Regions from separate parts of the Mus musculus genome. Here region 2 is linked to region 1. The links are chromatin loops, found by intact Hi-C in ENCODE. Cell type or tissue: left cerebral cortex. All regions are shown on one strand. Links, peaks and the distances in the headings refer to the core of each region. The heading gives the core; the rest is flanking DNA. Region 1 has its middle 14 kb from the start of Jrkl. Region 2 has its middle 33 kb from the start of Gm34156.

Region 1 (5,379 bases), core at 227-5,226:
GTAAGTCTTGGCTAGAATGTGAGTTTTTAAGTGAAGTTTTTTGTTTTTTTTTTTTTTTTCGTCCGAGACAGGGTTTCTCTGTATAGCCCCGACTGTCCTGGAACTCACTCTGTAGACCAGGCTGGCCTCGAACTCAGGCTGGGATTAAAGGCGTGCGCCACCACGAATCTTAATTCATACTGTTTTACCTTGTGATTTTTGCATCTTCTAAGCCATTAGGTTTCTTTATGTGAAGTTAGCACATAGTGAAAGAGGATATGATAAATACACAGTAGCTTCTTTTTCCCAGAAATGAGGATTAAACTAAGATCTTACATATACTAGGCAATTCCCCAGGCCTTGCTCTTGTGCCTTCCTTTCCTCAGCAGCTATGTATTGGTAGAATCCAGTGGGATATCTACCAATCTATCCATGTGGGATAGATACTGGGCTAGGAATGGGCCGAACGGTGGGATACCTCCCCAACCAGTCAGCTGCTTTGCATGGACAGGTTCATACAAAATAATAAAGGAAAGTAAATGTTTTGGTCAGTCATTAGCACTTTTTGAAATCAAGAACAATTATTCTCACAGAATCACTCCCAGGTCTTTTAAGAATGATCAGTATGGATCTTTGCAGAGGATTTGATCTAGGATAACTATGTTTTGTTTTGTTTTGTTTTGTTTTGTTTTTTAATTCCCAGGTTTCTTAATGCAGCCATCTTTGGGAAATACAAGATAATTTGCAAGGTATCAGAATAGAAAATATAGGAATGAGACTAATGGCTTCCTTTGATACAACATTAAATCGGGGCTTTGTATAAAGAAACAAGAAAGCTGGATATACACCCTAGCCTGTAAGTTTTGCATGCTCCCTACTTTGAGATGGTGTCATGTTCTGTCATCTTATGTGCCCTTTCACTAGCAGTCTTCCTGCCCTAACCTCCCCAGAGGTTACAGGATTATAGAAATGTGTACAACTCACAGCTGAAATCCTGAGACCCAATATCCAGTTGGGGGAGAGTGGGCACTTTACTTACCCGTCTCTCTTCTGTTTAGAGCCTTGGATTTTTATATTGTGGTTCTTTGTACTCTATGGTCTTGCACATAGTTTGTTAGGTTTATTTTTATTTTCACGATGCAACAGATGGGCCCATGGTGCTACACGCTGTTCCTGATCTATTTCCCAACCCCCAGGTTTATTTTCTGGTATTGTCTTTCTTTCTTTAGTACTACTGTAAGTGGTGTGTTTCTGTATTTAAACCCCAATCACTCATTTCTGGAATATGTGAAAATAATTAAAATTTGAATATTGACTTGTGTCTTGAAGCCTACTATTACCAAATCAAGCACAACTTCTAATAGTTGTTACTTTTTAATCGATTCTTTAAAATCTCCTACTAAACCTGCCATGTCATTCATGAACAAAGGGAGTTTGATTTCTTCCTGCCCCAGTATGTACAAGCCTTTTCATTTTTTCTTTTGTAGACCAATTTTTCTTTCACATAATTAAAACAGAATAGTATTAACACACTTTAAACCCACATGTAACTAGGATTCTGAACATTAGTTCGAGGACTATTTTATAGTTATGACAACAACTGTCCCTGCTAAATGCAGCATGAACATGTAGGCTTTAGTTGACTTTGAAGACACCAGCAGCAGACAGATCAGCATCTCAGTACTGTGAGACCATGGTTGGTATATAAATTTGATAAGTGCTAAAGAACCAAAGGTGGGGTCAGAAAAGCAAGTCCCTTAAGGGAGAATATAGGAAGATTTCTGATAACATCAAATGAGTTTATAGAAAGAAGATGGCAGTCTTCCAACCATGATGATATGGGCTGAATCTCTGAAGCTGTAAGCCAGCCCCAGTTATAAAACTGACTATGGTCATATTGTCTCTTCACAGCAATGAAACCCTAGGACAAAATCCTAGCCCCCTTTCGATAGGAAGATATAGTCAGTAAAGTACAAACCTGGAACTAGTCAGACCATGTATGGAAACAATAAGAACATGTATCTTATGCAGTGGGGTAGAACTGCAGACGACAGTGAGTCCTCTCCCCCACTGACACCTAAGCTTCGCCAGCTCCTTGCCCTCTTTGGGGATGCCTGAGGATGAGAAAACTCAATGACTTCTGGAGAACAATGCACTATCAAGAACTAAATAAATAGTGGCTTGCACACAGCCTGTGGAGTTTAACATAGCTCCCTGGAGGAAACGGTTGAAAAATAAATGGGATTTTTTTCTTTGTATTTTAGCAGTCATTTCTAATGTTTGTAAGACCTCCTTGAGTGCTGAATTCCAAAATGAACATCACATGCTTGAAGAAGGCAGTAGTAAGTCTTTATAGGCAATTTACATCTTCTGTGAAAGGTGATATTCTTTAGGGTTTTTTTTTTTTTTTTCAGTATGGAAAAGTAGCACAAGAAAAAAAAAAAAAAGAAAGAACAGAAGGGATAGAGATATTGAAGTGTTAATTAGAACGCATAAGTGGACCCTCCGACTCCTTAGGCTGTATTTGTGAAGGAAACACAGCTTTGTAGGAGTGACAGATGTTGAGACTCTCAGAATCCCCATACAGAAGACCTGCAATTACATACCTGAATGTCCCTTCCCCCACTAAAAAAGACAAGTGTGCATACCTTGCAGAAAATCACAGAAGCTTAAAAATGGATATCTTTGTTGCTGTTTCTTGTTGAAATTTTGTCTTATTGACAGTTTTGAGTTGAACTTCATTTGGAAGCATGGGTGATCTTGAAGTCTTAATTTTTGACAAAGAAAATCCAGATAACAATTCTGGAGGTTTTGAGCCACCCAGAGCCACGCAGCTGCTCCCAAGCATGGTAAATGGACTGTGATTGCCATCTTGTGGTTGATTAGAACATTGCCTGCCGTAAAAAAAAAATAATGAGCTGTATTTAAATGTAAAAATACAATGATTGTGGGAACAAAAGCATGCAGTAACTCAGCAAATTAAACTTGCAGTTTCTTAACACATTGCATGTAAAATTTGTGTTGAAGTTCTTGCACGGGAGTTCCATTAGAAAGGAGCCCGTGTGATATTTAGCTTAGTAGAGGACTCAAAGATGAATGATATTTGCACTTGCTTTTCCTCAAATGTATATTTGAAGTCCAAGGCTCATTCTGTAAATTAGACCCTCTCTGTCACTCTTTGCACTTTTCCATACAATTAAAAGCATAGACATGAGTTACCATCTAACCATTGCTAACGTTGGCAACCCTGTCACTCTGAGCTTTTTCTGACTGTCTAGGTGGGGTATAAGAGCTCTAAAGGACAATTTCTTAAGAATGCAAATGTGCTCTTTGTTCCATATTTCTTATGATTTTAAGCCATTGGTTTGTTTCTTTACCATATGAAGCTTTGCTTTGTGAGCTGCCCGAGCTTTGTCACCAAGTAAGTAAAACAAGCATCCCCAGCCCCTAGGCACCAAGTGACTAAACTCAAGGTTGAGGTGTATGTGTACATACAGAAGTTATACTAAAAATAAGGTGCTGTTTGGGTGACTTTGACATAGTGTATGCATTTAATACATGCATATACTTAATTTATGCATAGATGTTCAGTGGAACCATCTGGAGGGAGAAAGGGACAGTGGGGAGGATCGAACAAAGTAAGGATAGTGGTCTGGAGGGATGTATTCAACATGTAGCTCACACCTGCAGGAAACGTAAACAATGAAGAGGAGCAGCAGAAAGAGAAGACTGTCCAGAAACCCCACAGCAAAGAGCAGATTACAGTAGCCAGTTAAGGCTACATGACTCCAGTCAGAGGAACAATGGTGCTCTGGCATTCCAATGCTGCCCCGTTTCCAGTCTCGTGACCCCTGCCCTGACCCCTGGAAGAAAGTCAACACCAGGGGAGTCTCTGTTCGATGTATTTTTTCTGCTTCCTTTGTTTTGTTAAACTGGCAATGCTGAGTTTTTTTCTAGAAACAGGTCATAAAACCAGGAGGTTCCACTTCATTGGGAAACTTGCCATAAACTGTGGGCACAGATACTGAAAAACTCCAACACCTGCAGTTATATTTCCAGTACTTCACCTACTTAGGTTTCATAACTTTCTTCAAAGACAGGCAGCCTTTTCCCCCTTTAAACATGAAAATATAGTTCCTATTTTCTAATAAGGAGTACCTACCCAATTCTGCAGGCTACCAAAAGATAAAACACAAATACCAACCTAGCCATAAAATACTTGGTCTACAATCTATCCTTTCTGAAAAATATGCTGGGGCAATAGTGACACAAAACTTCTAGGAATAACCAACCAATATCTGATTTGATTCAAGACCCACTCCATGTGATGGATTTTATACCTGACACTGCATGGGTGACCAAAAACCAGACACTAGATAGCCCAGAGACCTAGGGTAAAACTAAATCCTACTGTCATAAAACCAAACAACAACCAAAGCTCATGATAAAGTGACTCTTAATGACACTCTGCTATGGTAACAAATACAGAGATACAGCCAGATATTACTCTGTCTGTCTGTCTGTCTGTCTGACTGTCTGACTGACTGTCTTTGTCTCTCTGTCTCTCTCCCCACTCCACCCCCTCTCTCACACACACAGTAGAGGGACCTTGGAACACACAGCTCTAAATGGGATGTTCCTACCATATCTCTCCTCTCAGAGCTAATGTGACCCTTAGGAGGAGGAGACAGGAAGAGTGTAAGAGCTAGAGGGGCCAGAAGATATCTGGTAAACAAGAGCTTCTGAATCAATTGAGCAAAATTCATAGGAACTCACAAAGACGGAATCAGCAAGCACCAGTCTGTATCAGGTCCCCTGTGTACGTATTTTGGTTTTCAGTTTAGTGTTTTTCTGGGACTCCTGAGTGTATGAAAGAGTGGGTTTCTGATTCTTGTGCCTACTCTTGGGGCTCTTTTGCTTTTGTTGTTTTGCCATTTCTAATATTGATGTGTTTTTTTTTGTTTTAACTTATTATATCTTTTTTTAAATTATGTTTTGTTGCTATCTTTTAGAAGCCTGTTCTTTTCTAGTGAGAGAATGGAAGGGGATCTGGATGAGAGGGGAGGTGGGGAGGCACTGGGAGATGTAGAAGGAAGGGAAACTGTAACTAGGATATGTTCTATAAGAAAATGATCCATTTTTAATACAAGGGGGAAAATTATTACAATAAAAAGAGTACATATTTAAAAACCAAAACAAAACCAAATCTCCTAAACAAGAAAACCAAACTAAACCATGAAAAGGAATAGGAGTACATGTATAAAAAAATCTCTTATAGATGATTTAGGGATGTTTAGAATTGAAATGCTGGTGTGCATATATGATAGGGCAGAGACAGACCTAAATGGTGATGAAGAGAATTAACTAGTTGAGTGAGTTTATACACACTGATAATTCTAG
Region 2 (5,379 bases), core at 55-5,054, 1.1 Mb before region 1:
TCTTTCCTCCTTTCCTCTCACTACTGTCCAACATGGACCCTGCCCTGCCCTAGCTTTTCTCTACCCACTGACCATGTTCACCCCTCACAGCCATCTTGCTCCCACGGTAGTGCTCCTGCTATGCAGGCCATCCATGCCCCTCCCTGCACCCTCCCTTTCTGTGGTCAGAGTGCCCTGTCTGTCTAGGGCAGCTTTGATGGTCCTTGAGTCTTTCTCTCCAGCAGTCCTAAGAGGAGCAGCCCTAAGGGACTTGACCATGCCCCACGGCCTCTGTCTTCTATCTTCTTAGTGACAGAGTTAGGTAAGGGTCATGACCCTATCTTGTGCGTTTTTAAATGCCACTTGAAACATTGTTGTCCATGTCATGCTTAGTGTATATTTACCAGGGGTCTGAACACTCACAAGCTCATCAGCTGCAGAGTGGTGACAAAGCATCAGATCAGGGATGCCTCCATCCCAACCCTTCCTGGCAGCAGTTGTCCCCTCCCAACTGTGGTTTCCAGCAGTTTCCAAGTCAGCGTTTTCAACCCAGGTCATTTAAGTGTTGGCTTAAATGATGTTTCATGTAAAGCTGATTAGAACCCAGCTCTGAAGGTTTTTTAAAGTGACACCCTCTGATTTGTTGACCCTCCCAGTGACATTCTGGCTGGTCTGAGCAAGGCAGGCTGCCAGCTCCAAGACTGGTGTGCAGCCAGCTGTGCCTTCAAAGAACTCCCTCTTCAAGGCTTTCTTCTCTCTAGATATCACAGCTGCCTCTGGGAACTCTGTGGCCAGTCTGGGCTCTTCTGCAAGTCTGGTGCTGTCTAAATCCTGCCCCGTTTCTTCTCTTTACATAGCCGTTCTACATTCCACAGGAATATAGCCTTTGTTGTAGCATTGAGCTCAGAGCTCCACAGGATAAACCTGGGGTTCTCAACCAGATAGAATGGAAGTAGTGCTTTTAAAAGCCCACCTCAAAGAGACAATACTAGGCCCAGTGGACAGGACTGCAATGAAGAGACTGGAAACCATGGTCAGAGAGGAGACTGGCATGTGGTCGGGGAAGGCTTCTCCTGGGCTAGGAGTTTTCTTTCAGTCCTCCTGCTTTAGTGTCTGCCAGACAGGACCTGGTATCCAGTCTTGTGCCAGGTGCTAGGAACTGTGGAAGTGGCTAAAATCCAACCCCTGGCTGTCCCCCCTGCCCCCCAGTGGACGGGATGGGCCTGAGTGCAGTGGCAGCTCAGCATAGTGGTCCAGAGCACTCACATGGTGTCAGAGGGCCTGGCTTGGCCAGTGATGGGCTGTGTGCCCTTGAGCAAGTGGGTCACTCTGTCTTGTGTTTTCTATTCCAAGATTGGGCTCACTTCAAAGCCTGTTCTCTAAGTTCCTGGTGGACCCTCAGTGCCTGGTGTTATTTATTATTCACACATGGGAGGTAGAGGAAGAGTGGGGGTGCAGAGAAAAGAGCAACTTCTTGGAGAAGGTGGGGCGTAGGGGCTTCAAAGAAGAGGTGACATTTGCTTTGCACCCTGAAAAACAAGTGGGAGTTCAGTAGACATGGCAGCTTCAAGAAAAGCTGAGGTGCTGGGTGTGTGGTCAGAGGCAGACAGAAGACTGCAGCTGTGGGTGAGGACAGGTACTTGCAGGGAGGAGGAGTGAAGGTCTATACTGGGGCCACATAGCTTAGGGGGGCCTTGAAGGTCTGCACTGGGGCCACATAGCTTAGGGGGGCCTTGAAGGTCTGCACTGGGGCCACATAGCTTAGGGGGGCCTTGAAGGTCTGCACTGGGGCCACATAGCTTAGGGGGGCCTTGAAGGTCTGCACTGGGGCCATATAGCTTAGGGGGGCCTTGAACGCATGGGCTGGATCATCACAGGAAAGCAGACAGGGTCTCCAGTGGACAGGTGGAGACCCTGTGACTTTTTCTTGCTCCCACAAGCTGAAGAAGGAAGGTAAGAGCTCTAAGGAATTAATGTAATGAACACAGTCTCCCCAAGGTCACTGAGCCAGTTGGCAGAGCTGGCATTTGAGGTGGGCTCGGGCTCTGCAGCTTTGTCACATGGCACAAGCTCACTACCTTGAGGCCTTGCTGCCCATGTGCCCAGTTAGATGGGACTGTGCACATAAGACCACACTTCTCAAGAACTAAAGTGCAGCTGAAACTGACCTTGCTGAATCGGTATCAAGATTTAGTCTGAGGTACGTTTCAGACAACTAACAAATTGGTTAGGCTGTATCCAGATGGCCTGGACCTCAGTAACTGTGAGCATATGACTGTCTTAGCATAAAAATCACCGTGGCAAGCACTGTTATCTTTGCATTGGTGTTGGCTTGGCATGACTAAGATATACCCCACACTGGCTGGGTAATTTTTGCTTTCGCCAAGGGCTTTGTTCCCTTAAGGGCCCATCATGTAGCACTTTGTGTGGGCTCCAGGCGTGAGGAAGAGTCCAAGTGCCAAGAATCAGCAGGATGAGAGCTCTGCTCTACCTGGGTAGGATCCAGGGTGAGCAAGATGGTTGTTAAATGCTGGTCTGACAGAAATGGTGGCAGCCAGCGGGGGAGCATGGTTAATAGTCCCTGTGTCAGCTTGGACACTAGGATCCTTAGTCCTACAAACATTGTAGCACTTTTGCAGGCCTCAGGATCAGAACACTAGACTCCTGGCAGTGGCCAGTGTTATAGTGGCCAGTTTATAGTGGCCAGCTCTCTGCAGCTCTGCTGGTAAGCAAGGCCTGCAGGTTCTCCTATCTGGCTCCTCAGTGCGCGCTCTCTCTCTCTCATTCTCTCTCTCTCTCTCTCTCTCTCTCTCTCTCTCTCTCTCTCTCTCTCTCTCCACACACACACACACACACACACACACACACACACACACACACACACACTTCATTTTCTACCTGGTTGCTCTGGAATTGTTATTAACAAGGCATCCTGACCCCTTCTGTATCTGCTACCTGGATTAGCAGAGAAGCTGGCTAATCCCTGGGATTGTGCATGAGAGCCAGGCACATGTTACTCCTTGGGAACTGGAACAGCTAGCTGACTGCTTAGGAAGTGGGCATCAGCATCTGCTGTTAGTGAGATTGTTGGCCATCAGGTAGGATTCAGGAAAGCAGACAGGGTCTCCAGTGGACAGGCAGGGTACACAGCAGGAGAGCCACCTACTGCAGGACTTTCAGCTCTCAAGCAGTGGCTACTATTTGGAAGCACAGTGATGGGGACTAAAGACTGGGCATTAATGGTCCCAGCTGCTGAGTCTACCTCTTTATAAGCTGTCAAGTCCACAGTTGCCCCATCTGTACTGTCTCCACTACAGGCCTACCCTGCATAAGAACGTAGAGGAAAGAGGTGAAGGAAGGGTGGAGGGAGAAGAGACAGGGTGAGCCAGCAAGCTTCCATCCTTCACTGGGCCTCGTGTCATAAGCAAGCAGCACGAGAGAATGTTTCCCAAGGGGTGTTTGGACCTATCACTTGTTTGGATCCACCATCCTCTTAGCACCAATCACAGTCATTAATGCTTGTGTTTTTGACCAATCACAGTTTTGCTCCTTAGCACCAATCGCTTTTGTCCCTTCACTCTGAGAAGTGCTGCCTCTTTAACCAAGGAGGAAATGGTTCATCTAGGGTTGCAGTTATAGAAAGGCAGCCACAAACTGTTTCAAACAGATGGTTTGAAGAGGTCATGGAGAGTTGATTAGCTGGTGTTGGTGTAAGAGTGGCGGCACTGACCAGCACATTACAGTAGGCCTTTACTTATGCCATCCCAGGAATGAAGTGAGAACCCAACACCTGCTGACTAGAGTCCAACTGCCCCTTCCCCAACACCACTGCTTACCAATGGGCTCACAAGCAGCTTGTACTTGCTATGAACATAAGAACCACTGACAACAGCTTCAAGACATTTTAGCCATGCTTCCACACCTCACCAGGCACCCAGAGTGTGCCACGAACTCCTATCTGTCTTACAGCTGGGCTAGGGCCTGCGATGGCTCCTCCACCTCACACAGTCTTTTGTTGTTCTGAGTGGATTCTCAGCTGTTCTGACTTTGCGGGGAAAACACCCACTGGCCAAGGCCCATAGTCGTTCTGTCCTAGAACCTCCTGGGAAAGTAACTGGGGAGGGAAGACCTGGCTGGCAGTGAGCAAGCAGGCAACAGGTGGAGGGAATTCCCACCTCCATCACTCCTCGATGCCAGGAGCTGAGACACTACCACAGAGCTTGTAATACATATCACAGGGCACCTGCCGCTCACTGGCATGCCAGCATGAACTGGCTGATCTACCTCAACACTTACTCTTATTGCTTGTCTTTCCCTTTTCTCCAACATGTAGTGTGAGGAGCAGGTGTGGCAGCAGTCCCAAGAAGGCGCCAGGGACTGCAGCTAAGTCTTATGACTTGCACCTGACTTCCTCATACACCTGAAAATAAGCCACGACCATCGTGAGAGCTGCGCAGGTGCACCAGGATACTGGCGAATCCATTTTGGTGGAGACATGCCCCTGCCGCCCTGATTAGCATGCCTGGTGAGGTGATGTGGCCTGCCGTGAGTGGATGAGGGTTGAGAGTATATAAGAGTGAGAGGCCCGGGTTAGAGAAAAAGGAGAGAGAAAAAGATGAAGCGAGAGAGATGAAAACGGAAGTTTGCTGAATAAACTGCTGTTAGAAGAACTGGTGGTCGTGTCGTTCTTGCTGGTCGAGAGAGGACGCGACAATGTAGTTAGGCAGCTGTTTGGTCTTCTTGCCTTTCCTCTTCATCCCTATCCCCCCCACCCCCCATCACCACCATGAGTAAGCTCATGTGAGGACCACATCTGCTCCATCCCTTCTTGCAGCCAGCGTGAGGATGGGAGTAAGGGCTTTTTTCTCTGCACCACTGGTCCTCCTGTTCCTTGGCTGTTTCCACTGTCCTGGCCTGTAACCCTCCTTCACCCCGTTTCCCTAAGCCATCTTACTCATATACAGAGGTTCCATTAGTCTACTTGCTGTCTGCTTCAGTGTTGTAAAGCCATCTCAGATCTCCAGATATCAAGACAAGTGGCACTTTATGGAATCCCCATACTTTGAGTCACGTCAAATTTGAGAGATTCTGGTGGCAGAGGTTTTCTGAGATGGACTTTCTCACCACAGAATGGGAACCTTACATTAGAAGTGTCAGCTTGATTTATAACTTTATTATATAGAAGGAAAGACCCCATCTCCAATGAAACGCAACACTTTGCAGTTTTTCTGAGTCTTGTAGTCCATATTCCTAGGTGAGAGTGGATCAATGGACCAACTTAGGTACCTTGTATTAAATCATGTGGCCTATTTAGGACTAGAAACAAATATTTTTAAAAAATTTAAAAAAATCCAATTAGCCAGAGAAGAAAGTATCTCACATTCCTGAACACATATATAC

Evidence for each region. Peaks named below come from ENCODE experiments on the same cell type or tissue, not always from the same donor. Only the 100,000 strongest peaks of a DNase experiment are listed, where the experiment ranks them.
Region 2: it touches region 1 in a loop (6-fold over the local background); 8 of 42 quality-filtered maps call a loop at or near these places.

What each region holds. Positions count from the first base shown.
Region 1 is chr9:13,229,198-13,234,576 of GRCm38, reverse strand. No RefSeq gene overlaps it. Among named protein-coding and RNA genes, the nearest start is that of Jrkl, 14 kb to the left of the region's middle. In left cerebral cortex, for the core only: a CTCF peak has its summit at 2,850 (motif pointing left); a DNase peak (open chromatin) is centred at 2,806.
Region 2 is chr9:14,334,200-14,339,578 of GRCm38, reverse strand. No RefSeq gene overlaps it. Among named protein-coding and RNA genes, the nearest start is that of Gm34156, 33 kb to the left of the region's middle. In left cerebral cortex, for the core only: no CTCF peak of the experiment used is centred there; a DNase peak (open chromatin) is centred at 2,401.